Linked DNA regions of Mus musculus: regions 1 and 3 are each linked to region 2. A link is a loop called in an ENCODE intact Hi-C map of the cell type or tissue named here. Cell type or tissue: left cerebral cortex. All regions are shown on one strand. Links, peaks and the distances in the headings refer to the core of each region. The heading gives the core; the rest is flanking DNA.

Region 1 (11,024 bases), core at 1,904-9,903, 340 kb before region 2:
TTTTAAAGTCCTTTTTGTTCAAGGTCCTTTGTACACTTACTTAAATGCATTAGATGTATTAGACATTATAACATATAAATGTATTAAAAAGCCACAGTCTAGGATTAGCAGGGGTGAATGGCCATGTGAGTAACAACTTATCTTAAGCCTACATTGCTCCATGACGCAGCATTACTAGTACTCGGAATAAATTTGAATGTAATTCATAAGCTCACTATAAGCAAGTGTTAGGCTTTAAATTTGTATTGTTGTTTTGTTCATTTTTACCTTGTTAAAAAATTAAAACTAGATTTTTTTCATATAGCATATTCTAATTATGCTTTTCTCCCCCCAACTCTTTCCAGATTCTCTTTTTCCCATCCATCCACCTAAATCATTTTTCTTTCTCATTAGAATATAAACAGATATCTAAAAAATAAGATGGCATATAAAATAATAAGATAAAAGAAAAACAAACAAGCCAGAATACAACAAAACAAACATTAAAAAAGAAGCCAAAGAAAGAGCACAAAAAACATATTCAGACACATACCAGGTCCACATGCACAAAAAAACCCATACCAACAAATCAGAAATCATAATATATAAATAAAAGATCTGTAAGGTAATAAGTTAAATAAATAAATATCCCATACAAACTATTGTCCAGAAACTCCTCAAATACCACTGAGTTCATTTTGTATTGGCCAAATACTACTGGGTATGGGGTTTATACTCAGTGAGACTCTGTTGGAGAAACTAGTTTATGCTTTGCAAATCGTTATCAATTGGAGATGTTTCTGAGTTAGAGATGAAGGCTTGTGTTTCCTCCCTTCTCTTTGTTGAGATCTAATCCAACTTACACATGTGAAGACCCATTACAGACTGTCACAGTCTCGTCTTTGCAAGTTCATATGTGCATCAGTCCTGTTGTGTCTAGAAGACCTTGTTTCTTTGGTGTCTTCCATCCCTATTAGCTCCTACAATCTTTCTGCACTCACTTCCACAAACTTTGTCCTGACCCTTGGAGATAGGGATTTGATGGAGATAGTCTATTTAGATCCAAGTGCTCTTATAGCTCCGACTCTCTCCATATTGTTCAGTTGTAGGTCTCTATTTGTTTCCATCTACTGCAGGAGGAAGCTTCTTTAATGATTGCTGAGCAAGATACCCATGAGTATAGAGTAAGGAATTGTTTTATGGCTACATTCTTTTAGCAGAACAGTAGCATTTAGTGCTCTCCTATCTCTGTGGCCTATTTAGTCTCAAGTTCTTGGCTACCCTGGCTGTGTCAGGGATAGATTCCATCTTATGGAGCAGGTGTTATATCCAATTGGATATTGGTTGGCTTCCCACAAGCTTTGTAACAGTATTGCACTAGCACATCTTGCAATGCAGTTAATAGTTATAGATTGACGAGTTTGTAGTACTATTGGTGCTTACTTTCTTCTGGTAGTGTACAGAGGATCTTCCTGTACCATACACAATAATCAGTGGGGGTGAAGGCTCTGGGTAGGCACCAGATTTCTTTGTTTTCAGTGAGTTATGTAGATGTTGTCTTCAACAATGCGGCTGTACCATAAGTTTGTGGAGAACAACCAATAGCCTTAGTAACCGTGTGGATTGTTTGGAGCCTCTTTGGTCAACATGTTGATATACCTCATTGAACATTTCATTTGGCTATGAGAGAGGTCCAGGGAAGGGACAGCTGAACTGACGGACCATTTGAGGAGTTGTATGGAAAGCTAATACTATAGATACTATAGAACCTCCTTTTCTGTTTTTTTGTTTTTGTTTTTTGTTGTTGTTGTTGTTTTTGTTTTTGTTTTTTTTGTTTTTTTTGTTTTTTTTTTTTTTTTGAGACAGGGTTTCTCTGTGTAGCTCTGTCTGTCCTGGAACTCACTTTGTAGACCAGGCTGGCCTCGAACTCAGAAATCCACCTGCCTCTGCCTCCCAAGTGCTGGGATTAAAGCACTTCCACTGCACCACCACTTCTTAAAATATATGAAAGAAATATAAATTGGAGTCACCAAATACCAAGGGAGTGCAAGGCTCAAAGGATCACAGAGCATTCTGACTTTCCTCTCTTTCCTGAGCCCATCTCTAACCAGAGTAGACAGGCCACCCTGGCAAAACTGTTATATCCCAATCTTAATTACATTCTCATATCAGCTACTTTGTTCACTGTCATGGCAAAATATCTGATCAGCTTCATAGAGAAAGACTTATTTTGGCTTACAGTTTAGACAATGTGGTCTGTCATGGGAAGAAAATCATGGTGGTTCAGGTAACTTGGTCATTGGGAGCTTGTGGTAAGGATTCTTCAGAATTTGGCAGGTCAGGAGGCAGAGAACAGGACCAGAAGTGGGGTAGAACTTGAATCCTGGAAGATCCACCCATAGTGGTCTATTACCAGTTGGTCTTGTGTTCTAAGATTTTTATAAGCACCCAGAGGAACACTTCTAGGCAGGGACCAATAGTTCAATGTGGGGGACATTTCAAAACCAAATCTAAACACAATCTACATCATAGGTATGATTAGATACAATGTCCCGTGATAGAAGCACTTCAGTGTTCAACACTTTGGGATCCTGGAGGCCAAAAAATAAACTAAAATAATATGAGTGAGAACTTCAGAAGAGCCATGATAAAGGTCAAAATGTTCAGAGGCAAGCCAAGGCAACAAGTCTCCTAGGCACAGATAATATGAGCAGTGCTTAGCAGGTACTGAGAGGGTGGTGACCCTACTGGTTATCCCTCAACCCTGGTGCATCAAGTCTCGGTAGAGTTAGGTGCATCCTCTGCCACTGAGGTAACCCAGTTGGGGACTGTATTCCACAAATAAGAAAGAGTAAATGCAATGCTTTTTCTGAGAATGACCTATCTGAGGTTAAATGTCTGCCAACAGCACCTGGAATCTAATTGCCATCTGATTTTCTTCTGTCTTTCACCACTAGCTCAAATTGCTTCTTTCCCTACCCTTGAAGAACAATATTGCTGAAGTATTTCACATTTCGAGGGTTGGGGAAGATTCTGTGGGTAGAAGTTTTTTTTCCTAAGAAGTAAATTTGAGATGAATTGATGAATTGATAAAGACAAAGAAGTGAGCAAACACACACATGATGAGCTGGATGAGAGCACCACACTCCTTATGTGCCTCATCTATGGATGGAGAAGGTTCTAACAGGTTCTTGAAAGATTTTATTAGAGAGATGGCTCAGCAGGCAAAGGCCCTTGCCATCATGCCTGTCAAACCTGAGTTTCATCCCCAGGATCCCTACAATGAAAAAAGATGCTGCAAGTTGATCTCTGACCTCTACATTGGTACCATGGCATGCATGTATGTATGCATGTATGCATGCTACACACTCACATAAACAATACACACACACAAAATAATTTTATAAATGCAAACTTAAAGAATCTATAATTTTCCTATTTCAAGCATACGAAACTAGATTCTATGATGATCAATAGATCAGGAAAAACAAATCTTTCATTAGACATAATGAATAGACTGTTGACTGAATTAATTAGTCAAAATGACACATCGCCACACTGTGTAACTGAAATAGCTTCAGATTTCAGTAAGATAAATTTTTACAAAGGATTTGCATTTGGTATAGATTAGTCAAACTAGAAGTATTTCTATTAAATAGATACTATAGTTAGACCATAGTGGCCTTCCTTGGACTATAGTTAGCAAAGTGTTGGTATAGACCATTCATTGAAATTCAATTCTCTTGCAGACCTTTAGGGTGTCCTGAAAACCATAACATAAAGAAGGAAATGAAGCAGACGTGACTCAGTATATGGAAGACAAACATATCTCAAAACTGTTCCCACTATGGAGAGACCATAGAGCAGTGGTTCTCAACTTGTGGGTTATGACCACCATAAGGTCTCATATCAGATATCCTGCATATCTGGCATTACAATTCATAACAGTAGCAATATTATAGTTATGAAATAGCAACTAAGTAATTTTATGGGTGGGGGTCACCACAACATGAGGAACTGTATTAAAGGGTCAGAGCACTAGGGAGGTTGAGAACCTCTGCCATAGAGGGTTGTACAAAGAAAAGGGGTTCCTGGGGACAAGGAAAGTTTTAGGTATGAACTGGCTTTGGTTCCCTTTCTTGCCTCATCCCCTTCACTCTCAGATACAGCCACACTGCCTCCTTGACAAACACACGAAGCATCCTTCTCCATGGCTTAAATATGAAATGTTCTCCTTTGGTTTTAAGCTTGTGAAGTTACTTTTGCAGGTTCTGGAGACAAGAAGAGGTATGACTTCCCAGGAGGAAGTAGGTACAGGGAATACATCCTCAGGTGCCTTAGCTTATCCTGAGGTCCCTCTGTTACTGTGTCCTGACTGCTATAAGGTAAAGAATTTCTTCTGCCACACACGCTTGCTGCCTTGATTTTCTAACATCCAAGTACATGGGCTCAAGAAGCATGGTTGGAACCCTCTAAAGGGTCCATGCTATTTCTGTCAGGTATCTTGGCCACTAAGATACAAACCTAAAAGGAACTAAACTCCACTCACTCTTTGGCCTCTGCAATGACTATTCCCCCTGCTTGGAAGGTTTGCTTGACTTATCATTCACATCAAGTTGTTCTCAAATATTGTTCTCTTAGTGAGAATCCTATTGACTTCCCAACTAAATCTATGGCCTTGTAACCTGGTCCCTATTTTCTTACTTTTGATAATGCTGGTAAACTCTGGACACATTGGAACTATTAACTTCATGATACATGATATTTACACCTTCTAAATAAAGCATGCACCCATGGATAAAGGAAACTTTCTTGGCTGTTCAAAACAGGGTAATAAGAAAGATACATTGACCCGTGCTTTTCCACATGCCTGTGTGGTAGAGTCTCTTGAGCAAATGTCTGTTCAGTGTTTGTATGAAGAAATGAATTGATATGGACATTCCATTTGCAGTTCAGGAAGGATCTTTGGTCTACCTCTGGGCAGCTGTACACTTGGGCTTAATAAGTGGATTATATAAATGTATTGACAGCACATCCACTCCAATTTGGCTGACTCTGCATTGTATGTGGCTCTATTACCCAGGCAGAAATCAATAATCCATAGTGTCTGCATCTACTTGCTTACAATGAACAATTCACAGAGATCTCTATCTGTTTTGGAATTCGGAGAGTTTAAGGCATGGTTGAGTTTCACAGAATAGATTTCTTTAAATTGCATGTGGGGGTGTGGGAGAAAAGCATAGTTCTAGAAAATGGCTCTCTAGCTTTTGTTGTCCTCCCCCAATAGCTACAATCAATAAATTAGCTTTTGTTATTGGTAACCATTGTCTATTTTTAAACCACAGAGATAGAGGCATTCTAGAGATAGAGAACTGTGTTGCTGCCATCTCTAACTAGCACAGGTGGCCAGAATTGCAATAAAAGGGAATGCCCACTAAGAAAAATTAGCACTTATGTTTGTTATACTTAAAACAGAGGGAACTAAAGGTCCATGGAAGTTCTCCCTCTATAAGACTGTGGCACCCAGATGTACACACTGAAGCACTCACAGGAGAACTTTAGACTAACAAGCAAGAACTGTAGAATGACAGTACATAGGGACCCCAGAGGTACCTAAGCTCACACTTCAGTTCTATGGATATCAAGAATTGACCTATGAAACTTTAAGTAGATGGCTCAGTGTATAAGAGCACTTGCTATGCAATCTGAGTTTGAATCCCCAGCATCTCAACAAGGCAGAACAAAAAGCTAAGCATGACTGCAGTTGCCTGCTACTCCAGTATTACAGGATAAGAGCGGGTGAATCCTAAGAGCTTGCTGGTCAGCTAGCCTAAGTAAAATAGCAATGAGAGAATCTGGTTTAAGGCAATGAAGTGGAGAGCGATAGACACTCAAGTGATTTACTCTGACTTCTACATGTGTGTCCATGAATGTACGTCTGCACCCTCACATTCATGTACCACCCTCCCCCCCCACACACATGTATGCATGCACACACGCACACATGTACACATATACATACACACCACCACCAACTGATCTAAATAAGAAAAAATAAGAGCTCAAAGTTGTCTCCAATATTAGACTAAATCCCCAAACGCAGGCCGCTTTCAAGTACAGCCTTGAGACTCTGCAGTTGAGGCTTAGGTTGCAGGGGAAATTTACAGGCACCTGGAAAGGGTTTTATTGTTTCTCAAGCATTGGATTCATCAGTTGGTACAAAAATGATACATAGTCCTGACATTTCAAGCATTAGAAAAAGTTGTCTTAGAAAAGTACAGTCAGTACTTTACATATAACAGTAAAGGCTTTTGGTGAGTTTCATTTTGATTTTTTAAGATCTTTCTGATCACTTCTAATTCAAAACAATTGTCTGTGTCACAATGTATTTAGAGAAAATGTTGGGGCTTAGCTTGGGCCCCCTTTTTTAATGGAAAGTAGCTTTATGCTCACTTAATATTCTTTGCAAATCTCTAGATTCATCCCAGAAATGCCTAGTTCTCAGGGGGCCTTTGAGCTCTGAACTTGCTGGCGCTGGGCCAGAACATAAGCAAAATGTCTGGCCACCCTGCAGCTCTGCAGAACAGTTATAAAAATATGGAATAAACCAGGTTCCCTGACTTAGATGAATGTGATATGCTTCAAAAATCGTCAAAGTCAGACCCTGGGAGAAGTAGTCCAAGTTGGTTGGTAGGCTGCTCCTGAATTCATGACCTTCATTCAGAGTCGCTGCTATCTCAGGAAGAAACACTAGATGTCGCTGCTCCTGTGAAATGCCACATCTCAAATCTAGGTGTGGGCATGGAGGTACGATCTTTTACCAACCTGTCTTCATTTTTAACACTGAAGACTTAGCACGTCACAAACAATAGGCCCAAAGAGTTCCCACTAGTTCTTCTATCAAAACTAAATCCCTTTAGGCAAGACCCAGTACTGCAGTTTTAGTTATTAGTGTGAAATCCTACTTTTTCTTTAATCCAATCAGGCAGGTTATCCTCCCAGTAGATGAGACATGGGACATCAGGCACAATACACAAGCATGACAATATCACTTTTTGTCATATCAAAGTCCTTTCTCATTGTGCCATTAGAAGCTACAGTTCTGTGCTCTCACCCTCATCCACTTTCCTGGACTCTCACCATGATTTGACAGCTATTTAGTTGCAGGATAACTCAGCGGGCTGGTGGTGAGTGATCTTAACTGGAATTTTCTGTGTTGGACAGCTGTTACGTATTTGTTTTATCAGCCCTGGCAAGATAGTAAATGGCTACTGCAGTAAGGGCTTTTAATTTTAATTTAGTCCAGGCAGGAACACTTGCTTCATTCTAGGGTATCCTGAAAGTATTGTGTGGGTGCCTTTCAGCATTTCCTCTGCCCTTCAAAGGGGGATTCACCACACAGCACACATTTACAGCAGGAAAATGTAAAAGAAACATGTTTCAGGGTTAAAATTTAGAAAGTAAACCAATCATGTTATGAATCACTTTTATATGTTCATGAGCATCCACGCTCCAAACAATAAATAGCATGACATGACAAGGGTAATTTTAAACATTCTATATGTACTTATTATTTTTTTAATCACACAAGCAATGCCAGGTATGGGTTCTGTCCCATGGAGTGTGCCTTAAGTCAAATCAGATTTGTCAATCTAAATATTTCCACAAGCTTTGTGTCATTGTGTGTGTGTGTGTGTGTGTGCCAGGATATGTAGCAGGCAGGACAGCATTGTAAATGGTAAATGATTTGGGGCTGGGTTGGTGTTTACATTTTTCCTTTGATATTGTGCAGAGTACCTTCCTGTACAAAAGACACTAATATGTAGTATAATGACTTTATGTAGGCACCAGCTCAAGTTCTCCAAGTACAAGGAGCCATATAGGTGTTGTCTTCAGCAGTGGGGCCTTGCTATCAGCTTATGGAGAGCAACCTACAGTCTTGGAAGGAGCCTGTGTTATTTGGGGATTCCCATGGGTTTCCTTTCACCAACAACCCAATTAGTGTAACCTAAGCCCACTTAGAAGATTCATTTCATGACAAGAGATGTCCAGGTTGGGATCCGTCCCCTGAATTATCAGGAGATTTCACCTATATTCCCTTCATATATCTACATATTTTATAAAGTGTCTACTATAATAGGTTTCCATTTTACCCCTCAAATGGTTTTTAGTTTTAGATGTCTCTCTCCATAGTCTCTCCCTTATCCTTTTCTTCCCTCCCTGGCCCCACATGATCTTCCCATTCCAGTATCCCCACCCCCATCCACTCTTAACTTCTATTTCCCTTCCGTAGGGAGAGCTGTCTGTCTCCCCTCTCCCATGTCTTACTATATAGAGTTGAACCTCTGTGGTTCTATTACAGCTTGCTTATCTTTGAGGTCATAGCTATCATCCATATATAATCAAATACATTCCATTTTTGTCTTTCTGGATCTGGGTTATTTCACTCAGGATGATTTTTTTTTCTAGTTTCATCCAATTACTGGCAAATTTCATTTTTTAACAGCTGAGTAATATTCAATTATGTAAATGTGCCATATTTTCTTTATCTTTTCTTCTGTTGAGGGACTTAGGTGGTTTCCAGTTTCTGGTTATGTTGAATAGCCAGGAATGAGCATGACTGAGCAAGTGTCTCTCGTAGGATGAAGTGTTCCTTGGTATATACCCAAGAGTAGTATATATAGAAAGAGAGCAATTACCGTCTTCCCAAGGAACTGCCACCCTGATTTCCACAGTAGCTATACAAGTTTGTACTCTCACCAGCCATGAATAAGTATCCCCTTTATCTACTCCACATCCTGACCAGCATGAGCTGCCATGTACTTTATTGATCTTTGCCATTCTGATGGGTATAAGCTGCAATCTCAAAGTAGTTTTGATTTCCATTTCCCTCATGGCTTAGAATGTTGAACATTGTTAAGTGTTTCTCAGTCATTTGCATTTCTTGTTTAGATTTGTATCACATTTTAAATTGGGTTACTTATTTCTTTGATATTTGTTTTTTAAGTTCTTTTTATATTTTGGATATTAGCCCACTGTTAAATATGTAATTGGAAAAAAAATCTCTTCCCATTCTGTAGGCTGCCACTCTGTTTAAATAATGGTGTCATTTGTCATCCAGAAGCTTTTTAGTTTCATGAGGTCCCATGTATTCATTGTCGATCTTAGTGTCTGTGCTAATAGTGTTCTGTTCACAAAGTCTTCTGCAGTGCCAGTGAGTTCAAGGCTATTCCCTGTTTTTTTCTTCTATCAGGTTCAGGATATCTGGTTTTATGTTGAGGTTTTTTATGCATTTGGACTTGAGTTTTAAGTGGACTGATGAGTATGGACTATTTGAATTCTTCTATATGCCACCATTCAGTTTTTGACCAGTGACATTTGTTAAAGATGCTATGTTTTTTCCAGTGTATATTTCTGGATTCTTTATATATATAAATGTATCAGCTATCCATAGGTATATGGATTATGTCTGGATCTTCAATTTGAAGCCACTGATTGACATGTTTGTTTTTGCTCTAATACCATGCCAATTTTATTACTATAGCTCTGCAGTACAGCAAGGTTGGGGGCAGTGATACTTCCATACTTCCAGTGGTTATTGTATTATTCTCTCTCTGTCTCTCTGTCTCTCTCTGTATATTTCCATATGAAATCGAAAATTGTCTTTTTCTGTGGAAATCTATGAATAATTGTGTTGGAATTTTAATGGAGAGGACATTGGACCTGTACATTGCATTTGATAGAATGACCATTTTTACAATTCTACCAATTCATGAGCGTGGGAGATCTTTCCATCTTCTGATACATCCTGTAATCTCTTCGGTGTCTTTTTACCATACAAGTCTTTCACTTGCTTAGCTAGAGTTACCCCCAAGAGATTTTATATTATCTAAGACTCTTGTGAAAGGTATTGTTTCCCTTATTTTTTCTAATCAGTGTTTTATTTGTATATAGAGGAATGCTACTGATTTTGTTGAATTAATTTGACACCCTTCTACCTTGCTGAAAGTATTTACCAGCTGTAGGAACTCCGTGGTGGAATTTTTAGGATCACTTATGTACGCCATCACATCATCTGCAAATACAGATACTTTGACTTCTTCCTTTCCAATTGTGTCCCCTCGATCTTCTTTAATTGCCTTATTCCTCTAAGACTTCAAATTATTGAATAGGTACAGAGTGAGTGAGACCATATATCCTGGGGGCCTAGGGTAAAACCAAATACTAATGTTCTAAAAAACAAACAAACAAGAGACAATGGAGCAATAAAATGACTCCAAATGCCATTCTTCTATACTTTTAGATCAGTACCTTGCTCAGTCATCAGCAGAGACACTTCCTCCTGCAACAGATAGAGATTCACAGCCAGACAGTATGCAGAGATAGAGACAGACCTTGGAAAACTCAGCCCTAAATGCAATGTCTTGTCAAGTTCCTCCCCTCAGAAAACAGGAAACCCTGAGGAAGGGGAGGTAGAAAGAAGGTGAAAGGCAGAGGAAATAGCTGACACAAAGAAAACGAGGTCTTCTAAATCAACAGGAGCAAAGCTCACAGGAGCAGAGACTGAGGCAGGATGCACAGGGCCCACATGTGTTCTGCTGGATGGGGCCCTAGAGCTGAAAGAAGAAATAGACACTTTCCTCATCCCTAATTCAGAGGCTATATTCAATATGCAAATAAAAATTAGTTTTCGCCAAGGGGATCTCACTGGGGAAACAAACTACTCCCCCCTACCCCAGTTCCAAAGTCTTTATTGTTTTAGAAAAGATGATCCATCCTGTCAGTGGGATGAAGAGCTCTATCCAGAAACCCATCAGTTGTCCTGAAAAGGACTCTGGTTTCTCCATGCTTATTTGTACACACCCAGTCATGGGCACAAGACTTGTAGTTGAAATATGAACTAACCAGTACCCCCCGGAGTTTGTGTCTGTAGCTGCATATGTTTCAGAAGATGGCGTAGTCAGCCATCAGTGGAAAGAGAGGCCCATTGGTCTTGCAAACTTTATATGCCTAAGTACAGGGGAACGCCAGGGCCAAGAAGTGGG
Region 2 (11,024 bases), core at 1,467-9,466:
AAAAAGCCAATTGGCCTTGTACTACAAGAGCCGGTCGAACTCCTTCTCCCTGTTTCCCACCTATCATCCAAAAATGCGGAGGAATATCAACTTAGTGTTATTCTTATTATAGTGTATTTCACATTTGTTCAGTCAAACTTAGCCAGAGTTCCAACGCCCTACTTAAAATTCAACTAGAAAGTTACCTACCAAGTACTAATTAGCATTATAAAGTCAGAGCCAACAGCTCCAGGCTTTTCAGTTAGTTGTTTACTAAGATAAGAAAGGTCACTCTTAGCCAGATACAGTTTACCATAAGAAAAGTTAAGGAATCCCATGAAAGCAAGTTTTTTCTTTAGCCCTAGATTCCAGGCAGAACTATTGAGCATAGATAATTTTTTCCCCCCTCAGGCCAGCTTTTTCTTTTTTTTTAATTTTGTTAATAAAAGGGAGGAGATGTAGTCTCCCCTCCCCCAGTCTGAAACCTGCTTGCTCAGGGGTGGAGCTTCCTGCTCATTCGTTCTGCCACGCCCACTGCTGGAACCTGAGGAGCCACACACGTGCACCTTTCTACTGGACCAGAGATTATTCAGCGGGAATCGGGTCCCCTCCCCCTTCCTTCATAACTAGTGTCGCAACAATAAAATTTGAGCCTTGATCAGAGTAACTGTCTTGGCTACATTCTTTTCTCTCGCCACCTAGCCCCTCTTCTCTTCCAGGTTTCCAAAATGCCTTTCCAGGCTAGAACCCAGGTTGTGGTCTGCTGGCCGGACACAACAGATTTCTCACAGAAAATGCCTCATATGCATTCAAATAAACTTATACAAACATAAAAAATAAAAAATAAAAATGAGGAACAAAGCTAAACAGAGAATTCTCAACTGGGGAAACTCGAATGGCCAAGTAGCATCTAAAGAAATGTTCAATATCCTTAGTCATTAGGGAAATGCAAATCAAAATGAGACCTGAGATTCCACCTCACACCAGTCAGAAGGGCTAAGATCAAAAGCTCAGGTGACAGCAGATGCTGGCAAGGATGTGAAGAAAGAGGAACACTCCTCCATTGCTGGTGGGATTGCAAGCTAGTACAACCACTCTGAAAATCAGTCTGGTGGTTCCTCAGAAAATTAGACATAGTCCCTGAAGACCCAGCTATACCACTCCTGGGCATATACCCAGAAGATGCTCCAACATGTAATAAGGACCCATGCTCCACTATGTTCATAGCAGCCATATTCATAATAGCCAGAAGCTGGAAACAACCAAGATGTCCCTTAACAGAGGAATGGATACAGAAAACGTGGTTCATTTACACAATAGAATACTACTCAACTATTATTTAAAAAAATGATTTCATGAAATTCGCAGGCAAATGGATGGATCTAGAAAATATCATACTGAGAGAGGTACCTCAAAATATACATGTTATGTACTCACTGATAAGTGAATATTAGGCAAAGAGCATGGAATACCCACAATAAAACTCTTGGACCACATGAAGCTCAAGAGGAAGGAAGACCAAAGAGTGGATGCTTCATTCCTACTTAGAAGTAGGAATGAAACAATCAAGGGAATTAGGAGGAGGGAAGGAGGGACTTGGAGGAAGAGAAGAGAGGGAGGGGAAAAAGAGGGGAAGAATCAGGTAGGGGAGGAGATGCACAGTGGGTCAGGAAATTGAACAGAGGTGTGTAGCAATGGGGGATGAAGAACAGTGAGTAGCAACCAAAAGTCCCAGATGCCAGGAAAGCAAGAGCCTCCCAGAACCCTACAGGGATGACATTAGCTAAAATACCCCCCCAAGGTGAAGGAGAACCTGTGGAAACCATATCCAGAGGTTAGGCATGGCCCCCAAGTTGAGGGATGGGGCCACCCACCCATCTCCAAAATTTTAACCCAAAATTGCTCTTGTCTAAAGGAAATATAGGGACAAAGAGTGGAGCACAGACTGAAGGAAAGGCCATCCAGAGACTACCCCACCTGGAGACTCATCCCACAAGCAGACACCAAACCTAGACACTATTGTGGATGCCAAGAAGTGCTTGCTGACAGGAGCCTGTTACAGATGTCTCCTGGGAGGCTCTGCCAGATACTGACCAATACAGATGCAGATGGATGCTTACAGCCAACCTTTAAATTGAACATAGGGGTCCCAATGGAGGAGTTAGGGGTAGGACTGAAAGAGCTGAAGGAGCCTGGCATCAATAGGAGGGGAATACCTTGGTCCTGTGAAGGTTTGATGCCCCGTGTAGAGGAATGGTAGGGCAGTGAGGCAGGAGTGGGTAGGTGGGTGGGAGAGCACCATCATTGAATCTCATAGAAGCAGGGTAAGGGGGGATAGGAGAGGGGAGTTGCAGAGGGGATAACATTTGAATTGTTAATAAATAAAATATCCAATTAAAAGATAAAAAAACAATGAAAATCTACCTATGCTGCAGTAGATGGTCTCATATTCATAAAAGACATAAATCAGTCCTAAGTAGACTTTGTGGGTTTAAAAAAACAAAAACATGAAGTTGAAGTTGGAAAGAAAAAATGGTAGGGGTAATAGGAAAAATCTGTCATGGATGGAATGTATATTTTATTAAAACACATTATATACATGTATGAAAATTCCAACAAAAAACACTAAGGAAGGCATATTCATTGGTCTGTGACAATCCTTAATCTAATATTGAGGACAGAAAATTTGGGGCAATAAAAGTTAAATTGGCTTTGAACTTTATAATAACATGGAGATTTCCATGAGAAATCAAGCAGACCACACAGGTTAGGAATGTCCTTGAGTAAATGGCTATTGCTGGGTACCAACTGGCATGTAGCCACAGCTGTCAAGGATTCCTGGGGAGTTGTATTGGCCCCTCAAAATAGGACACAGTGTATTCTGGCTCATTAGTAGACAGTGATCTCTAAGAATAAATGTATCTCCTTGTTTGAGCTCCATGGACTTTCCTCAGAAGAAAGTGGGAACACTGAAAAGGCAAGAGCCACCATGTCTCCTGACACAGAAAGTCAAATGCTCAACTCATGACTCTCAGATTGTTGTGAGCATCGTCATGGTACCCTTTAATTTATCTCTTATATGCAAGATTGTCCTACCATGAACTTAAAGGATCATCCTCCCTGCCTTCCTTCCTTTATCTATTTTGCTCAGTTCTACCCTGTTTGTTGCCCCTATTTAAACTAAATCTCTCTCTCTCTCTCTCTCCCTCGCTCTCTATCACACACAGAGAGAGAGAGCAAGAGAGAAGAAGAAGAAGAAGAAGAAGAAGAAGAAGAAGAAGAAGAAGAAGAAGAAGAAGAAGAAGAAGAAGAAGGATACATGTATATCAGATATATTTCCTAGTAAGACTATGAAAAATTAATTCAGAAAGGAACAACAACAAAAACAGGAAAACTGTCTGCACTGGGGCGGGGGGGGGGAGGTGCGGGGTTGCAGAGGCGAGCTTGAGGCTTGAGCTTGAGCGGTTCAGGCTGGCCAAATTGTGAAGGCTGATAATTCCAAGACCTCCCTGCAAGTTGAAGACCCAGAGGAGCAGGTGGTAGAATTCAATCTAAGTTCTAAGACACACAAAGCAGGGAAGCCAGCCAGTGGCGTGAAACCTATTCCAAGGACAGTGAGGTGGGAAGCTCCCGGCTTAAACAGGAAGACTAGAAGCAAAAGAGTGGACTCCTCCTGCTGCTGCTTTTGTTCTTCCTAGGCCCTCAGTGGACAGGGAGATGCCCATCCACACAGAAAGGTGAACTATACTGTTGAGACATCCAGATCTCTGCTGAGTAGGTGGCACGTGCCAGCCATCTTGACGGTGAGGGCTGAGAAGAACTTACTGTGCTTTTTCCTACCAAGAACTCACTCTCATGTGCTGGGGCTTTCAGTTTTTATCTTAGCCTATGTGAGAGTTCTTGGCAGCGATGTTATCTTGGCTAAACTGCTGTGCTTCTTGTGAAGGAGCAAGTGTTTTGTAAGCAGTTCTTTGGTATCCTGAGGCTTGGCACCATACAACGTACTCCGTTGAAGACAGGCCAAAAGAACACAGTGGCTTGGATGTCCAAGGATCCACTTCAGGAAAGGTGCCCTGACACAGCCTCAACTTCCTCAGCTAATTTCTTCACTGCTGCGCATGTGCAGAGCTCACATGTTTGCTGCCCTTCATGAAAGGAATCTGGCTTTTAAATAAAACAAGAAAGGAACAACAACAAAAAGCAGGAAAACTGTCTGCACTGGTGGGGGGCGGGGGGAGGTGCGGGGGTGCAGAGGCGAGCTTGAGGCTTGAGCTTCAGCCGGTTCAGGCTGGCCAAGGAGCTCAGAACGCGTGCCAGATTCCTTGCTACTTGGCAGTCGATTCGAGTCAGCTGCTCAGGCTAAGGTCCTTGCTGAATCTGCTTTCTTCATGCCCTGCAAGTTTTGCCTGAAGAAGCTATAACCCTGCAAACATCAAAACATCCTACTTGTGATACGTGTGTCACAGGTGCCTGAAAGCCATTGCTGACACATTCGGGCTGGTTGCTGCACACACTCGAGAAGATGGCTGTCAGCAGAGGTTGCAGAGCACATTCAATCCGAATAAACTATTCTGACAGAAGCATTTATTTCATGACCCATTCCTAGTAACAGTCAGGCTGGCAATAAGGCTCAGTTGGCAAAGTTCAAACCAGGACAGACGTCTCATCCCCAGAACCTACCTTTTAAAAAGGTAACACACATTTGTAATTATAGATCTGGAGAGGCAGAGAGAGATACCGTGTTGATTAGCCTCCTCAGCCTACTTGGGGAGTTTCACTGGGACAAAGAAGGAAAGAGGAAAGGAAGGAAGAAAGGGAGGGAGGGAGGGAGGGAGAGAGGGAGGGAGGGAGGGAGGGAGGGAGGGAGGGAGGGAGGGAGGGAGGAAGAGACAGAGACAGAGACAGAGACAGAGACAGAGACAGAGACAGAGACAGAGACAGAGACACACACCATCACAGGAATAATACCTGTGATAGCTCTTTGGCCTCAGCATGTCCATGTGCGCATACAAAAATAATAAAAGGAAATCAGAACTCGTTCTAAGACTCAAACTCAGTACCACAAAAATCACAGAGAGGTAGGTCCATCCCTTTGTTCTGAATATTTCTAAGAGAGTCAAACCTTACCAGCCAAATAAATGCTTATAGTCAAAGAAACAGATTCCTGAAAAACAGTAACCCTTTTCCACTGGACACTTTAAATCCTCCTTTGCCCCATCAATATAAGAGCCAGTGCCTCTGAGTTTGGAATCAAGCCCCAAGGTAGTGTATGGCGAAGAAGGACGGCATGGAATCCTATTAATTTACATGCCACGCGTTGAGCACAGAATGGATACCAAATAAATTATTATATTATAACAAATGGTACCTTTACCTTCAACATTTGAGGGGAAAAAAGAGCCAGAATTTCCTTCAAAATATGCATTGCTGTTCTCTTAAGAAGCTGTTGTGGTTTCTACTTCTGCCTTAAAAAAAAAAAAAAAAGGAGGAGAATAGAGCTGTGTTAACAAGTTCAGCTCATTCTGTGCTCTCAACACAGAAGCTCAAAGCTTCTGCTTCCTTCCTTTTAGGAGAGGAACAAACTCTGGCCCAAGGACTTTGAAATTCTCATGAGGTCAGCATCGCTATGGGGACACTCTCTACTGTTATCATCAGTAAGGTAGAGATGTGGCTCTTTTTACAAAGCTGTAAGTTCCTCCCCAGAACTACACAATATCTTCCCATTCCTCTCTTGGAGTTCACACTCCAGAATTCAACAAATGAGAAGTATTTGCTTGCATATACTCATTAATGATGCTGATAAAAGGGTCCTGGGAGCAACAAAGTACAATAATTAATAATAATTAATAATTAATAATTTAAAATAATAATAAAGTACAATGATTAATAACAATTAATAATATCAATATTAATGATGCTGATAAAATAATAATATTTGTTATGTATAATAATTAATAGATAATAATTTAAAATAATAATAAAGTACAATAATTAATAATAATTAATAATGATAATTAATAATAATTAATGATGCTGATAAAAGGGTCCTGGGAGCAATAAAGTACAATAAAGTACAGGAAAGTGAAGAAGATCAAAGCAAGAGTGTCATGCTACCAGTTTTCTGTTACTATAGCACAGCAACACATAAGGACCATGAAAATTTAAGGACAAAATAAGCTACATAGAAGTTTTGGGCTAGCATGAATGATACAGTAAGACCTTGTCTGAAAAGGAGAGAGAAAGAGAGGGGAGATAGAGAGAGAGAGACAGAGGAAAATGGAGTGAGCTAAAGGAAAGATGGAAGAGAGAGGGAAGGCATTGTTCTTGATCACAGTGTTAGAGTTTCCAGTCTATGAATACATGGACCCATTGTTTTGGGGCACTGTACTATTACTGTGAAGAGACACCACGATAAAGTCAAATCTTAGAAAAGAAAGCGTTTAATTAGGATCTGGATTACAGTTCCAGGGGATAGTGCATTATCACCATGGGGGAAGCATGGCTATACAGAGGTGGACATGGTGCTGGAGAAGTAGAGAAGTAGCTAAGAGTTCTATATCCTGATGCGTATGCAGAGAGAGAGGGGGGAGGGAGAGAGAGAGGGAGAGAGAGAGAGAATATGAATCTGGGCCCAAACATGGGCTTTTGAAGCCTCAAAGCCCTCCTCCCTAGTGGCACCCTTCCTCCAACGAGGCCACACCCACTCTAACAAAGCCATACCCCCTATTCCTTGTAATTTTTTCAAACACATCCACACTCTGGTGACTAAGCATAAATATATGAGCCTATTGGGGCCATTCTTTTTCAAACCACAGGAGCATATGTTAAGGAAACATATTGTGGAAGGGGTGAATGGCACAGCAAAGATAACACACAAAGAGCCAGAAAAAAAAAAAAAAAAAAAAAGGAGAAACACTGGAGACTGGAGGTCCCACAATTGCCTTCAAGAATATGCCCTTAAGTACCCAAGAAGTTTTCACAAGGTACTATCTTCAAAAGATCCCTCACTTCCCAACACTGCTACTGTGATTCCAGGCCAGGGGTTTATAGATTTATGACACAATCTATATCAAACACGGGAGCTGAATTTAGCACCTATAGTTCCTGACAGGAAACAAATGGAGTTGCTAAGGTTTTAGTTGATTTGTATGCTCTTGGGCTGTACCCTCAGGTTATGTGAGATTCCTAACATTTTTAGGGAAATACTATTTTAATACAATATAACTCCAAATGTAGAATGTCCTGTGGGCATACATTTTTTTTGCAACCTACTTTTAACAAGGGTCCAACCTCTCCTCTAGCCCACCACCCAGCACAGGTTGTGGAAGAGAAAAGTTTTTAGGATGTGGGGGAAGTAGACCTGTTCAGCAATAGTTCTTTGGGGGCAAGCTGGATCTTGTCAGCAGTTCAGTTCCATGGCAAACACCAGAAATGATTCAGCAGTTGCAGATCAGTCCTCTTGGCAGGCAGACACCACACATGAACCAGCAGCTGTAGTTCACTCCTGAAGAAACCTCAAGGCTCATCAACCGACCTGAGGCAGGGCTGTAGAAGCAGCAAGCTGCTGAGGGAACCTCACACACCTCAGGAGCAGTTCTTTGTGGAGAGAGTTTCTCTCAATGGCAGCATAACCACAAGCAGAGCTCAACGACACAGTGCAAGGCAAACCAATACATGCATGTCTTTAGCAGAGAATAATGAGCTGAAACCAAACCAAACCAAACCGATGCTCAGTGCTCATCTTGAACTGTCTGTGAGGTCATATTTACACTCCTTCATCACAGGTCCTTTCATGAGTTTGCTATATTCAAACATCTATTCACCTGTGTCTGCTTCAGAAAAACAGTCTTTCACATGTTTGCGTTAGCAAGACGTCCTTTCACCTGTATGCCCCAGCAAAACATAACTTGACATAACTAACTTTCCCAAGAAACCAGAAGTTTCCACTTCACTGTCCATCAAACTCATTCCTTGGGCTCTCCTGAGGAGCTAACTGAAACACAGATTCCAGGACTCTGGCTAAGGTACTTCTTGAAAATCTAAACATGGACCTAAAGAACAGGGAACTGTGAACAGGGTCCTGGGGCCCTAGTGCACAGCAGGGCTAGAGATTCCCCCACAGAAGCCATGCACCGAAGAAATACAAAGGGTTTGGACTTTTTTGTCCTTTTCCAGAAAGTAAATAAATGCCTATTGTTTTAAATACACAAAATCTGAAAACCAGCAAGAGAAAGCAAAAGCAATGTAGAGTTCTTTACCACCCCCAGGGAACTAATCAGACCCCCAAAGGAAAGCTATGCAAGGAAGGGTTTCCACTTGTCACTCAGGGCTGGCTCAAGATCAATAGTTATTGCCAAAGAAAATTAGCAGCACACAGTGTCTCCAGCCAACAACAGGAGCCCTCTAATGTCCCTGTCACCTTCTTTTAAAGGAGCTGCCTGTCAGAGACCCTTCTAAATGAAAAATGCTATTTACAGAATGAAGAACTGCTAATACCAAAACAGGCATTCCTGGTACTTAGTGGTGTAATTTGGGTAAAATTTTTCTCTGATTCCATCTCTTCCTGATACATTTTTTTTACCATAACATTTCTTGAGACTTAACCAAAAGCAATATTTTATGGCTAACTTTATATGATCTTTGGACACAATATGTATTCCCTATGCGGGGAAAAACATCATCATGAAACAGGCAATAATTCGATCACTTTTGGTTAAACCCCATCTTGAATGGAAATTGGTCACTTTAGAATCAGTTATACTACACAAGGATGTGGGCTCACTGTTCTTTCCAAAACTGGGAAAGAGCTCACCACCTTCACTTCTCAGGAATTCAGACTGATCAGGAATGGGGAGGAATGATTCACACTACCAGCAGGGACCGTTTTATATCACTTCTTCCTCTCTGAGGCCCCGTTGTGCGGTTGTGATAGAAGTGAGTAACTTAAGAAAACAGAATTACTTACTCTCTCACAGTCTCCAGGAGAAGTCAACATGCAAGGTACTAATTTGCTAGAGTCTCCTACATTGTGTTTCACAAGAGAAGAAGGCCTGGTCCTCATGTGGTAGAAGGCACAAAGACAAAAATTCTTAATGTCTGTGGTGACTCTTTCATAAGGAACTCAATCACCTCTCCAAAGGAGGAATTCCTGACCTAACACCACAAAACAAGCCATCTGTCAACACCACCCCACTGGCTTGTAAATTTAAAAAATACTTCAGGAAGGTGTCAATCAAGCCTTGGAAACTTATTACCGAGTAGAATTGTCTGAAATTTTTCTTCTGCTGTTGTTGTTTCAACGCAGACATACACACAGAGGCCATAGAGCAATCTCAGATGTCATTGTAGGGATGTCATCTATGCCCTTGGAAACATCGTCTCTCACTGGCCTAGCAATAACTGCCTAGGCTGAATTGACTGGCCCCTGGGTCCGGGGAACTTTCCTGCCTCTACATCCTCAAGTTTGGATTGTACGTGTGTACCACCATGATGGTTTTTTACATGAATTCTGGGGATCGGGGAATCAAAGTTGGGTCTTCATACTTTCCAAACAACAAGTGCTTCATCAGCTGAGACACACACATACACATGAGGGAGTATGGGTGCAGGTGCTGATATGGGTGTGGGCAGGCATGCAGGTGTGTGCATGCACATGCCCCTGTGTGTGTGTGTGTGTGTGTGTGTGTGTGTGTGTGTGTGTGTGTGTGTGTGGTGTCCATCCCACTCCTTACCTAAAGATTTCATTTATGTTATTGAGTCCCTCTCTCTTCTAATCTAAGAGGTCTAGGGGAGGGCCAGGTGATTACAATCCAGTCACAACAGAACACTCTTGCTTAATGAAACTGTCTCTCCCTAAGACGTCAGCTGAGAAGTTCTTGCTAGCACAGGCATTTTATTCTCTTAATAATGCAAAGGTTGGCAAAGAAAGGACACCCTGACTCTAGTCTGCTATTGAGAAGACAATGATATGGTGATTTTTGCTTATTATGTGTTCATGCACATAACAGTTCTGTGACCCAAACTGTGGAGACCTCTGACCCTAGTTCCCTGTGGCTATGCCTGGGAATTTAAGTGCATAAAAAGCAGAAGTACTTCTGGCTTTTAAACTGAGCCAGGTCAGGCAGGCAGCTCTCGTTATACTGTCCCTTTGGTAAGTCACTTCAGTAGAGGACAGGAGCCTAGCATGTCTGAATCACAGCCCAGCCCAGCCCTCTTCATCCTTTCTGCTCAAAGCCCTCTTATTCCAGAAGCCCTCTCAAGCTCCACCTCTGCTGTCCTCCTTCCCCTAAAAGGCTTTTCACTCATTTCTAGGCCCCTCTTCATGTGTCTATTCAAGTGGCTTCTCCCAGGCACTATTCCCGGTGTTCAGAGAAATGCTACTGACTCTTATAGTTAAGACTCACTGGCTTGCATGGTTCACTTCCAAGGCCCTAGCAGGGCTCTCACATATTTGTGGGATTTTGTTGCTGTTTGTTCTGGTTTGGTGGGTGGAGTGTTGGTTGAGGGGTGGGGTTTTGGTGGGGAGGGGTTCTTGTTCTTCAGCCAAGGCTAGTCTCAAGTTCAGTCGTCTACCTCAGCCTGAACAGCATGCATCACTATGCCTGGTTATCATGACTATGTTTTTAAAATTAGCATTTTATAAGATAATTTAACTATAACAGTTTTAATTTTTTATCAAAAATTATTTTTCTTTTATTTTTGTGATAGCATTTATCAGTGTAGGCAGAATGTCCTGATTCTCACCATGTAGCCTAGGTACATTTCAGCTCACAAGAGATGAGCCTACCTTAGCCCCTTAAGTCCTGGGATAACAAGCATGCACCACTACACCTAGTGTTATAATTGCTTTAGATCCTTCATTTCAACTCCCGGATCATCTTCCTCTTGTACTGAATACTGATGAGAATTTGGGGGAATCAAGATAAACAGACATTGAGGGGGGGGAGGTAGGAAGAAAGAAAGAAAGGAAGGAAGGAAGGAAGGAAGGAAGGAAGGAAGGAAGGAAGAAAGAAAGAAAGAAAGAAAGAAAGAAAGAAAGAAAGAAA
Region 3 (11,024 bases), core at 1,446-9,445, 53 kb before region 2:
TCACAAGGTTCTGTTAAGGGTAGAATCTCCAGCCATTTTTTTTTTTGACCCAAGAAGACCTTACAGTACAATCAATACTTATCTTCCAGAAGAGACTGGGCTAGGATGAGGTAGAAAGCAACAGAAAAACCCGCAAAGGCTTCAGCACTTGGGGATATTGATTGAAGACAATGAAATGCAGTTACTTATGGAAGTGATAGTGAAGGAATGGGGTGAAGTGTGTCTGGATGAGAACACTAACATGTAAAACCACTTCTCCTAGAAGTTGGTTGAGGAGCATCTAAAATGGCTCCTAGGGTTGTGGCCTGTGGATGTCAAGTCCTGTGCATTTTAAAATCTAGGACTGCAAGGGATAGGCTGGTATGTAACTCCTATGCTGTCTAGAACAAAGCATCAGTCTGCAGAGAGATGTCACCAGCCTTCTGCAAAGGCTGGACTGACTGACTACCTAAGTCATTGTGGTTAAATAGACTACAGGAACCATCCAGAAGTCATATACATACATTGGTATCTTTAGGAGATCACTGTGCTAAAGCAAAGAAAGGTGCATGACAGTAGTTTACTCTTGTTAACCCGATGGGGAAAAAAAGTAGTTTTCTGTGTCCTGTTATTTTATTCTCTATAGATGTTTGATCTTACAAATACCACAAAGACTGACCACTGACTATGTGGGCAGCATAAGTAGAAACCCACTCATACCCACCATTTTGCTTTAAGTACTGGATTTTCATTTCTATTTAATCTGCATCAAAAGGCAGTAAGGGGACAGGATGTCTAAAATCCTAGTAGATAATTCGAGCCAATTTAACATCATAGAGAAATCACAATGAAGATGTTACAGTTAGGAACACTTAAGGAGGTGTTCAAGCTAAAAATTGAATTCCATCAAGGAACCTTTTTCTAACATTGGAACAGGATCAATTAGGCCAAAGATTAATATTCACAAGATTGGAGGTGCCATAAGATCTTTGCAAGGTTCTTAGTAAATATGTTTTTCCTTGTATACCAAGTTAAAAGAGAAATTAAGTACATTTGTAATATATAGAAAGGGTGTTTGTTGGTTGTTGAGACAGAACAGGCTAACAGAGACTTTTCCTCCTAACTTTCCTATTTTCTTCTGTATAAAAAATTTGATGCTCAATTTGACAAATTACATTCAGATTCTACACAATCTTGCATGTTGGTCTGTCTGTCATTTGCCGACTCTTTGCCCACCTGCAACCAGAGACCCATTCCACACAGACAAAGGGACCCAGAGGGTCTGCGGCAAAGCTTGTTTTTTACAAATCAATGAATAATTCAAAAGATAATAAAGATTCACAACCATTGTTTCATAAATAATGTTCATACCCCCTTCAAATTGTGGTATGGGTCCTCAAAGAACTCTTCTGGGACTATGACTCAAGATTTATGAAGCAGAGGGTGTAGCTCAGTGGCAGAGTTCTTGCCTAGTAAGCATAAAGCCCTGGGTTCAATCCCCAGTATCAATGATGACGACGATGATGATAATGACGACGACGACAACGATGATGGTGTGTGTGTGTGTTGTGTGTGTGTGTGTGTGTGTGTGTGCGTGTGTGTGTGTGTGGTATAGGCATATGTGTGTAAATGTGTAAGTGTCCTGAGTGTGACCATGTAGAAGCCAGAAGTCAATGTTAATAATTATCCTCTACCTTTATTTTTTGAGACACTGTCTGTCAATAAACCTGAAGGTTGCCATTTTGGCTAGACTGACTGACCACAATTCCCAAATAACTGCCTTTTCCCCTCCAACCTGGTGATTGCAGGAGTAATTGTAACCCCTGGTTTTTACATAGGTACTAGAGACCCAAATGCAGGTGTCTGTGCTCATGCTTCCAGCATGTCACCTGCTGAGGCATATCCTCAACTCCATATAATGAGAATAATAATAATAATAATAATAACAAAAACATTGCATTCAGATACCTTTGTTTGCTGAAACTTCCCATTGTGCATCAGAAAGTATGCTTGAAAGGCAAGCATTTCTAGAATAGTAATGAAAGCAGGTACCCATGACCTGAGAGTTGGGGCTAGGGGTAGATGAGAAGGAGCCCGGACACACAAGGCTAAGCAGTAATCCTTTTACAAGTGATTTCATCAGTGAAATCACTAATGATAAATCATCTCTTAAACTGTTTCTGCCTTCTTCTTTGACCAGAAGCCATGACAAATGGACACATGGCTTTTGACCACTGTAGTTCATCTCTTGGATGTGGATCAAAAGCTTTGAGTCATTGTTATTCAGGAGATGAGAGCTGTCCTGTCACCTGGCCTGCCTACCCACCCAGCTTCTGACTAAAAGTCATCTACCATTAATCATTCCATTTCCACTTGAACTTTTGGATTATGTCACTATCCTAGAGTTAAACCAGAAGTACATATCTCTCTTAGAAGTTCATCCATGTCCTAGGAGTAAGTGGCAAAACTATGAACAAGCCTACAGCTCAGCTGTTCCTCACTTCTTACCTGGCTACTGGAAGTGCCAAAGTACTTCCTGGTGAAAGCCAAGATGTCATCAGTCTCCTTCTCTGAAAGGAAATAGGAGTCTTCATCCTGCCTAAGGCCGAGTAGGCTGTGCAGGTAAAACTCATATTCTCTGTTGCTCATGTTGAGCTTGGAAGAACAGATCTCTTCCTGATGAATTATGTAGTAGAGGAGAAGAAGAGAAACTCTCTGGACTACCTCCTCTCTTAGCTCATCCTCCAAATTTCCCCCAGCTGTGAGTAACAGTGCATCTGCTTCCAAACACTATAGGGGAAGATAAGAAGGAAAGAAGACAAAGTTAAGCTTTATACAAGACTGAATTATTCCACACAAGGTATCAAATTCTTATGCCTTGTAAGTACAGGGTATAGCAGTTAGTTCCTGCAGCTACAACCATGAGAGAGTGAGTCATGGTGAGACTTTTGTCTGATCACCATCTCCTCCTGGGGACGCTTTCTGTAAAAGGGGCTTTGTCCTTCGTATAAACCCAGCCAATTCCTTGGCTTTTGAAATGATGTCCCATTCCACATTGCATCTTCCACCTGTCTCTATTCTTTCTCTTCTGACTCATATTATCCTTTCTCTCTAAACTTCTGATCTTGTGGTTTTGTTTCTTTGAAGTCCCATAAAGATCTTTCCACAGTCTTGCAGGCCTCCTTTTTGCTCTCATTTTTTCAGGTCTTAAATGTCACTCTTAGCCAGATGTGATAGTGCACAACTTTAATCCCAGCACTCAGAAGGCAGAGGCAGGAAGATTTCTGTTGAGTTTGAAGCCACCCCTATCTACAAAGCAACTTCCAGGACAGCCAGGATGGTTACACAGAGCAACCCTGTCACAAACAAACAAACAAACAAACAAATGTTACTCTTTACATAGGCCTTCCCCAAGGCTCTCAATCTATATTGTACCTCACAATGTTGTTCTATAAAAATAGCATGCAAAATACACATGACTTTCAATTTTTCTTGATGGCCACATTTTAAAAGTGAAAATAAACAGGTGATATGTATTTTAGTACTTTACAAATTTTTTACATATTTAAGATAAAATTATTTAAGCATGTAATTGAAAAGTCTAAGAATGACTAATGAGATAATTTATGCTCTTTTTGTAGGTCAAGTCTTTGAAATCTAGTGTACATTTGTCAGGATATTTATGTCACACAAGTCACACATATCAATATTCTTGGTATTTATTATTTATTCAATAAATATTTATTCAACAGTCACTTGTAGCTATAGCTACTGTGTTGGACAGACATCTCTAGCATTGCATTTTTTTCAGAGCACTACATTATAAAATTTCTGTTGACCTGATCATTGTATTTTGTCTGCCACCAAGAACAAGAGTTTATCTGGTCAGGTTTCCAGGACAGGTCTAACCATCAGCATGTGGCACAGAACCAAGTACTGAGCATCTTGTAAAGATGCAGTGACACTGCCCCTCCCCAGGCCTCTGCTATTCTTGCCTAGGAGAACTGCCAAATGATTACATCAAAGGGAATCAGAACATACCATACCTAAAATATATCTCTTTTACATGTAGACAATTTTGGCTTAAAGGCAACTGGGAAACAGTAAATATGGAAGCAGTCTCTGCACTCTCTCTTTCTTCCTAAAGGCAAAGATTAAATTTCCATTGAGAAATGTGTCCTTTATGTACCAAGAACAGAACATTCTTATTCCAGGGAACTGATATAATTCTGTAAATTCACATAGACTTTACCAAATCAACCTCCACCATCTATGATTTAGGGTCTTTTGTATATTTTCCTAGTGAGTTCTCACAATTTACTACCCTGAAGCCATCTTTCCTCTTGTCACATCTCTACAACCCATTGTTGTTGCTGTTGCTGTTGTTGCTGCTGCTGCTGCTGTTGTTGTTGTTAAAGTGGTATACATTCCCTACTCCTTAGGGGGCATTTTTGTCATTTTAGATAGCTGTCTTCACCACATAAAATATCAATACAAATAAAACTTACAGACTTTTATCCTATTAACCTGACTTATTTTTCTGTTAACATCACTGATATAGTCTCAGAACCCTTCAAGGTTGAATGAAAAGATTTTTTTTACCCTACACTCTGATGCATTGTTTCACAAGTCACAGAGAAATGTGGATTCTCTGATTTGAGATGGTCACATGACATAAGACCTTCAATATAACATCATTGGACAGTGAAAAAATGACAGGGATTCTGGCTAAAAATTTTTTTCAAAAAAAAAAAAAAACACTTATTCATGGAAAGTTAAGAAGTTCTCTCAGTATCTAGAAGCAGCTCTGCTGCCAAGCTACAACCTCAGGCTGAAGCATTGGGTGATGTCTGTCTCAAGTTTCAGGGAGGTTCACCCCACTGTGGAGATAATTACCGAGGGTCTTTTAATATGTTATCTTGGAGGTTCTAATAACATGACTGCTATGTGACATGCTGGGTAATAGCTGGTGCACACAGTACACATTAGTAAGAAACTGCAGATATCCATCATCAAAGCAAAGCATGAAGGTGTTCTTCCTGAAGCCACATACACTGTAGACCTCGTGCTTTTCAAATCAATTTCTGGGCACATACAGAGGTCACACAAACTCCACTCTGAAGCCACAACAAACCTTTTGCTTTCTGTAAGTAGGCCCCATCCTACAGAGAGTGTATGAATTGGGAACTGATGATGGAGCTGAAACCAAGACACAAGCAGTAACTGGGTTGACACTACCATGATAAGGCCATCCTATGTAGTAAATAACCTTGTGAAGCTCACACTACACATAATGCTACTTATGATTTACGGACAGTGCTCTGCACAACAATCACACACTCAGGTGCTCTTCAAAATGTAATCTAGCTAATGCTAGAAAATATAATTTTGGGTGGCTTCCAACTCACAGACAGAGACAGGTATATTTGTCTCTGCCTTGCACGTAGTAATTTTTTGATGGTGGAAATTCCATTCTGCTATTTTTAATGGAAAAAAATTCTCAATCTCTTTAATAATCCTCTAAAAATAGCCACATGATGTAAGGCATTTGGAATACCAATCACTCCATTATTTAATATTTAATAAGTTAGCAGATAAATTTGTATTCAACATGCAAGGATATTGAACTGAATCAAATATGAAAAATGTTGGTCCATAGTATAACTTATAATGAAATCTAAAAGATGCTAAGTTACTTGATTAAAGACCCATAGCTAGTAGTGGTTAGCTATGTAAACATTAAATTCTTCAACAAATCATTTTCTGTCCTTCCTATTTGGTAGGAAGATGTACTGGATGGTCCTGGTGCTGTTTGTATGTTGATGCTAATTCTGCTTTTCTGGGAGGGTCTTCAGACAAGGATTGAGTCATACTCAGGTGACTTCTCGTGAACCAATTCCCTAATGAATAAAGGAGTCAATCACTGGGCAATTAGGCAGGACTTCCGGGTTGAAGAGAGGAAGAGAGGGGACAGGAGAGAATTAGGTCTTTTTGGACAGGGATGGATAGCATCTCTGGTTTCAATGGTGAATCTGTCAGGATTCACCAGAGGAGGATTTGGGTTGAATAAGGCTTACAAGATTAGGATTTTAGCTGTTGTGCCCAATGAATGAGTTACCATTGTTTCTGAACTAAGTTTGTGTTGTGTTTTCCTTCACGTGGAGGCTTGTCCAGGTTCAAGAGAGAAAGGTAGGGCAGCAAAGCATGGACTTGCATGAGGTACACCACAAAGGCTGTGTGGGATTTGAAGCATGGGAATGGTGTGGTAGTGACCCACCAGTGGGAACCTAGTAAGTTGGGTGGAGAGACTGTGGAGTTCTGAGTCAGAGTCTCCATGAGATAAAAAAAAAACGATCAGCAATTGCCTGCCATTGCATAGCCAGACAGGCCACCAGGGCAGAGGCACAAGCTTGGGAATGTGCAGGTTCTCATTTGTAATATTTCCTGCAACCGGAAGATAGGTGAGCTGAAAAAGGAAAGAGGATTGGTAAGGGTCTAATGTCAGTAATGAAAATAAGATGGTGGAGAAGGATGATTGAGCATTTCAGGGGAACTTTGTTGCCCTGATTAAAATGTTGCCAGAGACACTGGGTCAAGGAAGCTTATGAGGCCACCGAGTCAATCACATGTTGTCGTGTCAGCAGACATAAAGGAGTGCACAAAGTCCCCTGTGCATACTCTATGGTGTCTCTATGGAATGGGCAGTGTAGAACCATTTGTAGTTAAAGTGACAGGTGTGGCAGAGCACAATCCTTGAGAAACAGAGGTGAACAGGAATGAGCCTGGTTTGTCTTTACTATAAAATAGCCTTTAAGCCTAAGATGGAGGCAGGCTGGCTCTTCACTTAATCATGACATGGGTCCATTAAAACTCTATCCAGGGGCTGGGAAAACAGGGCAACTGCCAGAGTTCTTTTCTATCGTGCATAAAGCCCTAAGTTCAATTACCAGAAATAAAAAACAGAAAACATTCCACTTATTCTTACAAAGACAGGGGGGGGGGGAATCAGGACCAAACTGTTCATTTTTAAAAACTACAACTTGAATGGCTTTATTTTTAAATTCCCCATGTTCATACTGATTTTTCTAATTCCACTTTACCGTTTTTTCCTCATCAGAAATTAAATGACACTACCTCAGTCTTTCTTTCCCCAAATACTGAGAGATACAAACCCACCCCTTGCTCTCCTGGTTTCTCTCAGAATATCCAACATGAGCATGACCTGCCAAGAATATGTCTTAAATTAATGAAGAGACTCAACAACAAAGCCAAACCCTGAGGTTTAGTGTCAGAACCTGAATGCTGGTGCAACTGAATGACCTTTCCTCCGCTGGCTTTTCACAAAGGACAAGAAAATGTTTCTTAGGTGTCGTACAAAAGGAATATTCAGGAGAGTCAAACCCTCTCCTATCAGTTTCCCTTTTCTTCAGTTTCCCAGAGAAAGAGAATGAGCAGCCCTAAGATGCCGCACTCTTAGACTGAGCATTTCCAAGCCCTGGGACAGATATAATTCAAGAGGAAGCCAAACAGCCAAACCCTTATAATGTCACTAAAAATAAGATAAAATACCCCTTCCCTCCTCTTCAGCTCCAAACATGGAGAACAGTCTTGCCTGTTTATGTTCACCCAGTAAAACCAATATTTAAGCAGCCTTAATAAGGCACTTCATATCATTAAAGGAGACCATGGCCCTGAAGCAGATTCTCAGCGGAAATTAATAAGATCTGACTCCTGGTTATTTCCAGTGGGATGTCTGTTGTTACTATCTATATCTATTAATGTCATCACAGAAGAGCTGCTTATTATAACACATCTCCTCTGGGAACCATTGGGTGTTTTAATAATTATGGCATTATTTATCATTCACAGAGAGCAGAGAAAGCATCCTATCTGTGCAAGACCCTTTTTATTACAAGGACAAAACCAAAAAACATTTGGCCAGGAAATGCACACCCACACCCCATCCTCAGCCCAGATCTCTGTGGGACTGAGAAAGACAATCCAGATTGACTTTGGAAGCAGACATGCACTTCTGGTTTGCTTATACATGCTTTCAACTTATCTATATACCTACAAGTTTTTCCTTTAAAAATTCATTGACCGGGATGGGGTGACAAAGAGGGATTTTGTGGGCAGTTATTTTAAGACCCGGGTTCTCCTCCACAGTGAGACTTGATGGACCTCCTCCAGGGACTTCAAACATCCACAATGGAACCTGATGGACCTCCTCCTACAACAACCAAACCCTGGGATTAGTAGTCCCCCCAGTTTTATGCTGAAGCAATCTGGGGACGGTTACAAGGGAGGGGGTGGGTTTAAAGGGACAAGGAGATGAGTGGGATTGGGGTACATGATGAGAAATTCACAAAGAATCAATAAAGATAGAGGGGCAGAGAGAGGGAGGAGGAGGGGGAGAGGGAGGGAAAGGAGAGGGAGGGGAAGGAAGGGGAAGGAAGTGAGGGAGGGAGACAGAGACAGACACAGAGACAGAGACAGACAGAGACAGAGACAGAGACAGACAGAGACAGAGACAGAGACAGAGACAGAGACAGAAGGGAAACTAATCATGATCAACAGCAACACATCCATCCTAGGCAAATCAAGATTCAGCCTGGGAAAGAGGAAGCCTTTATGCAGTAACTTCGTGTGAGCTGCACAACTGATTCTGGTGAGAAGACAGGATAGGGTTTGCTTGTTAGGTCGGGAGAAGGAAAGCTGTAGGGAAGGCTGTGGAATAGGTCTCGGGAAGCATGGCAACAGTTTCAACTCTAAATGCAGCACTTCTCTCCTGAAGCTCTGATTGCTCCCTGCTAGTGATTGTCAAGGCACTAACTCGGGACCACACAGACTTTAAAAAAACACTAACTGACACCTAGGAGTGCATGCTCAGGAACTGAATGTCAGGCAAATATCAGAATGCTGGGATTGTCTCACAGAAGATCAAAAGCCTCTGTCTAATATCATCCATGGTCATTGCAGGACAAAAATAAAAGGATCTCAGAAAAGCAGAAGGAAGGACGGGCCAAGCACTCATCAGCAAGCCAGTGTCCCTAAAGAAGCAGAGGGGCTCTAGAAAGCATAAACACTTTTTCCTAATTGAAAAACAAAATCCCTTGTGAATGGTTTGTTTTAAGGAAGATTCGGGACATTATTGTGCCAGGCTGAACTTCTAGCTTGCATATGAACTTTGCATGTCATTTCGTTGTAATAAAGCCATCTCTATGTGATCCACTGTTCCCTTTGGAGCAATTCTTAGTACCCGACCCCACTTTATTTCACTAACCAGCTTGCAGTCTCCTTGTGTCCAATCTGTTCTCTGTGGACACCCAGTCCTCTCCAACAGAATTTTGATGAGGCTTTGTGGATGGTTGAGGGACCAGTGGTCACCAGCAGAGAGGACCCTCAGAACTTCTAGCAGGCCTTGGCTCCCAGCTCTGCTGTTATTCTGAGTGAGGGTTTTGCCGGTCTCAGTAGAGGAAACGAGGCTGAGGGAGTGGGACAGTAGGATCATCCACACTGAAAGATTGGTCCAGAAGCACATGTCCACTCTTGGGCTTGGGTTGTGTTGGGGGTGAATGGGAGGCTTCATGCAGGACAAATTTACAACCAGAGGGTTTCCTGTGGTAGAAAAGAGAAAATAAACACTTCAAGACTTTCAACATGTTTGAAATGACTCACTAATTGGGTGCCTGGGCCGATTTGCAGCAACAGGGGATCTGCATGCAGCTTATAACCCCAAAGACCAGGAAACTTCCCACCTCACAGTGGGCAGGAAACTATGCCTGCACTAATCAGTCAAATGGTTAAATGAGGGTGCACTTTCCATGTCTGCAGCCAGTGCCTGGCCCAGGACACAGAGTGAGCTGCAACACCTTAAAAAAAAAAATCTGTGCAGTCAGTGGAGAAAATTAAAGAGAAAATTTCTTTTAACACACTTCCAATATCACACTGAGTCAGAAGCCTTTGAAGAGGACAATGCCCTAGAGAAAAATAGTGATTTCAAGAAACACTAGTTAGTTTTTAGCGTAATAAAACCATCCACGAAGACACTGGAGAATGAACTATCTCTGAAAACCTCCAAGACCCCAAAAGGATAATAAATCTACTTACTCTGAAAGAATGGGAAATCACCTTAGAGTCTATCAGAATTTTTGGAGAAAACTAAGTCTTGAATTGATTGTTTAAGGAGTCAAAAATGTTAACAGCGTCTCTTGTAGTATCCAGAGACGATCCAGTAATGACCTCCAGGGTAGTAACAAGATCCTAAGATTATCTTTATAGCTTAAACAACAGTTTCAGACTCTTATGCTAGCATTTTAAAAAGAGACATAGTGACACAGACGTTTCTAAACCCATCACTTACCTCAAGAAGAGAAATAGTTGTTTATCTCTAGCTCCCTGGGCCTTTAAATTTCTGAGAGCATTTTGTGGTCCCACAGTTCTCCGTTTTAAAATTCCTTAACTGTGTGCTGAGAGCTGGAGAGGATTATTTCAGCCCAGAGACATTTCTAGTTGCTATGGAGAGAGCTGCTCAGACGGTAAGAATGAAGGTGGATGAAAGCGGACAGTTGCTGGCTCGCAGATTTGCAGGATAATCAAATAAATGTGGTTGAGGAATTATTCTTTTATATCAACATTTAGCACAGTATTTTAAAAATTATCTACAGTCATTTGCCTTCCAAGGGACAGAATCTAGATAAAAAATAAATAAAATTCTACCTTGCAAAGTGAAAGAGATCATTGTTTAACCTAGGCTTAAACCAAGAGTTGACAGAAAGATTGACCCTTTAAAACTGTTTCACAGCTTGCAAATATTTAAAAGATGCAAGGATTTTATAAATAATGGTTTAAACTAAAAGTACTTGATGAAAGAACGCACTTCTAACCTGAGAAGTAAGTAGATACAAATGGGGGACCTGTGCCAATCACCCATTGTGTGTGGAAACTGGGTACAACCCATGAGATAACCAGGGTTCAATTTAACTACCCATTGTGTACATGGTTTTGTCTCGAATGTCAAAGAAAGGGACTTGACCTTTTCTTTT

The links. Peaks named below come from ENCODE experiments on the same cell type or tissue, not always from the same donor. Only the 100,000 strongest peaks of a DNase experiment are listed, where the experiment ranks them.
Region 1: it touches region 2 in a loop (2.7-fold over the local background); 3 of 42 quality-filtered maps call a loop at or near these places.
Region 3: it touches region 2 in a loop (2.1-fold over the local background); 3 of 42 quality-filtered maps call a loop at or near these places.

Annotation. Positions count from the first base shown.
Region 1 is chr2:14,672,790-14,683,813 of GRCm38, reverse strand. The region is part of intron 2 of Cacnb2 (calcium channel, voltage-dependent, beta 2 subunit); the gene reads right to left. Among named protein-coding and RNA genes, the nearest start is that of Gm32741, 74 kb to the right of the region's middle. In left cerebral cortex, for the core only: a CTCF peak has its summit at 6,714; DNase peaks (open chromatin) are centred at 6,715 and 8,652.
Region 2 is chr2:14,335,104-14,346,127 of GRCm38, reverse strand. No RefSeq gene overlaps it. Among named protein-coding and RNA genes, the nearest start is that of Slc39a12, 48 kb to the left of the region's middle. In left cerebral cortex, for the core only: no CTCF peak of the experiment used is centred there; DNase peaks (open chromatin) are centred at 2,861, 4,010, 4,275 and 5,558; H3K4me3 peaks cover 304 bases; H3K27ac peaks cover 860 bases.
Region 3 is chr2:14,387,817-14,398,840 of GRCm38, reverse strand. It overlaps Slc39a12 (solute carrier family 39 (zinc transporter), member 12), which reads right to left and starts at 10,443. Exons shown (of 13, transcript NM_001012305.2): 1 at 10,343-10,443; 2 at 9,263-9,597; 3 at 2,488-2,769. The coding sequence starts at 9,520. In left cerebral cortex, for the core only: no CTCF peak of the experiment used is centred there; no DNase peak of the experiment used is centred there; H3K4me3 peaks cover 862 bases; H3K27ac peaks cover 523 bases.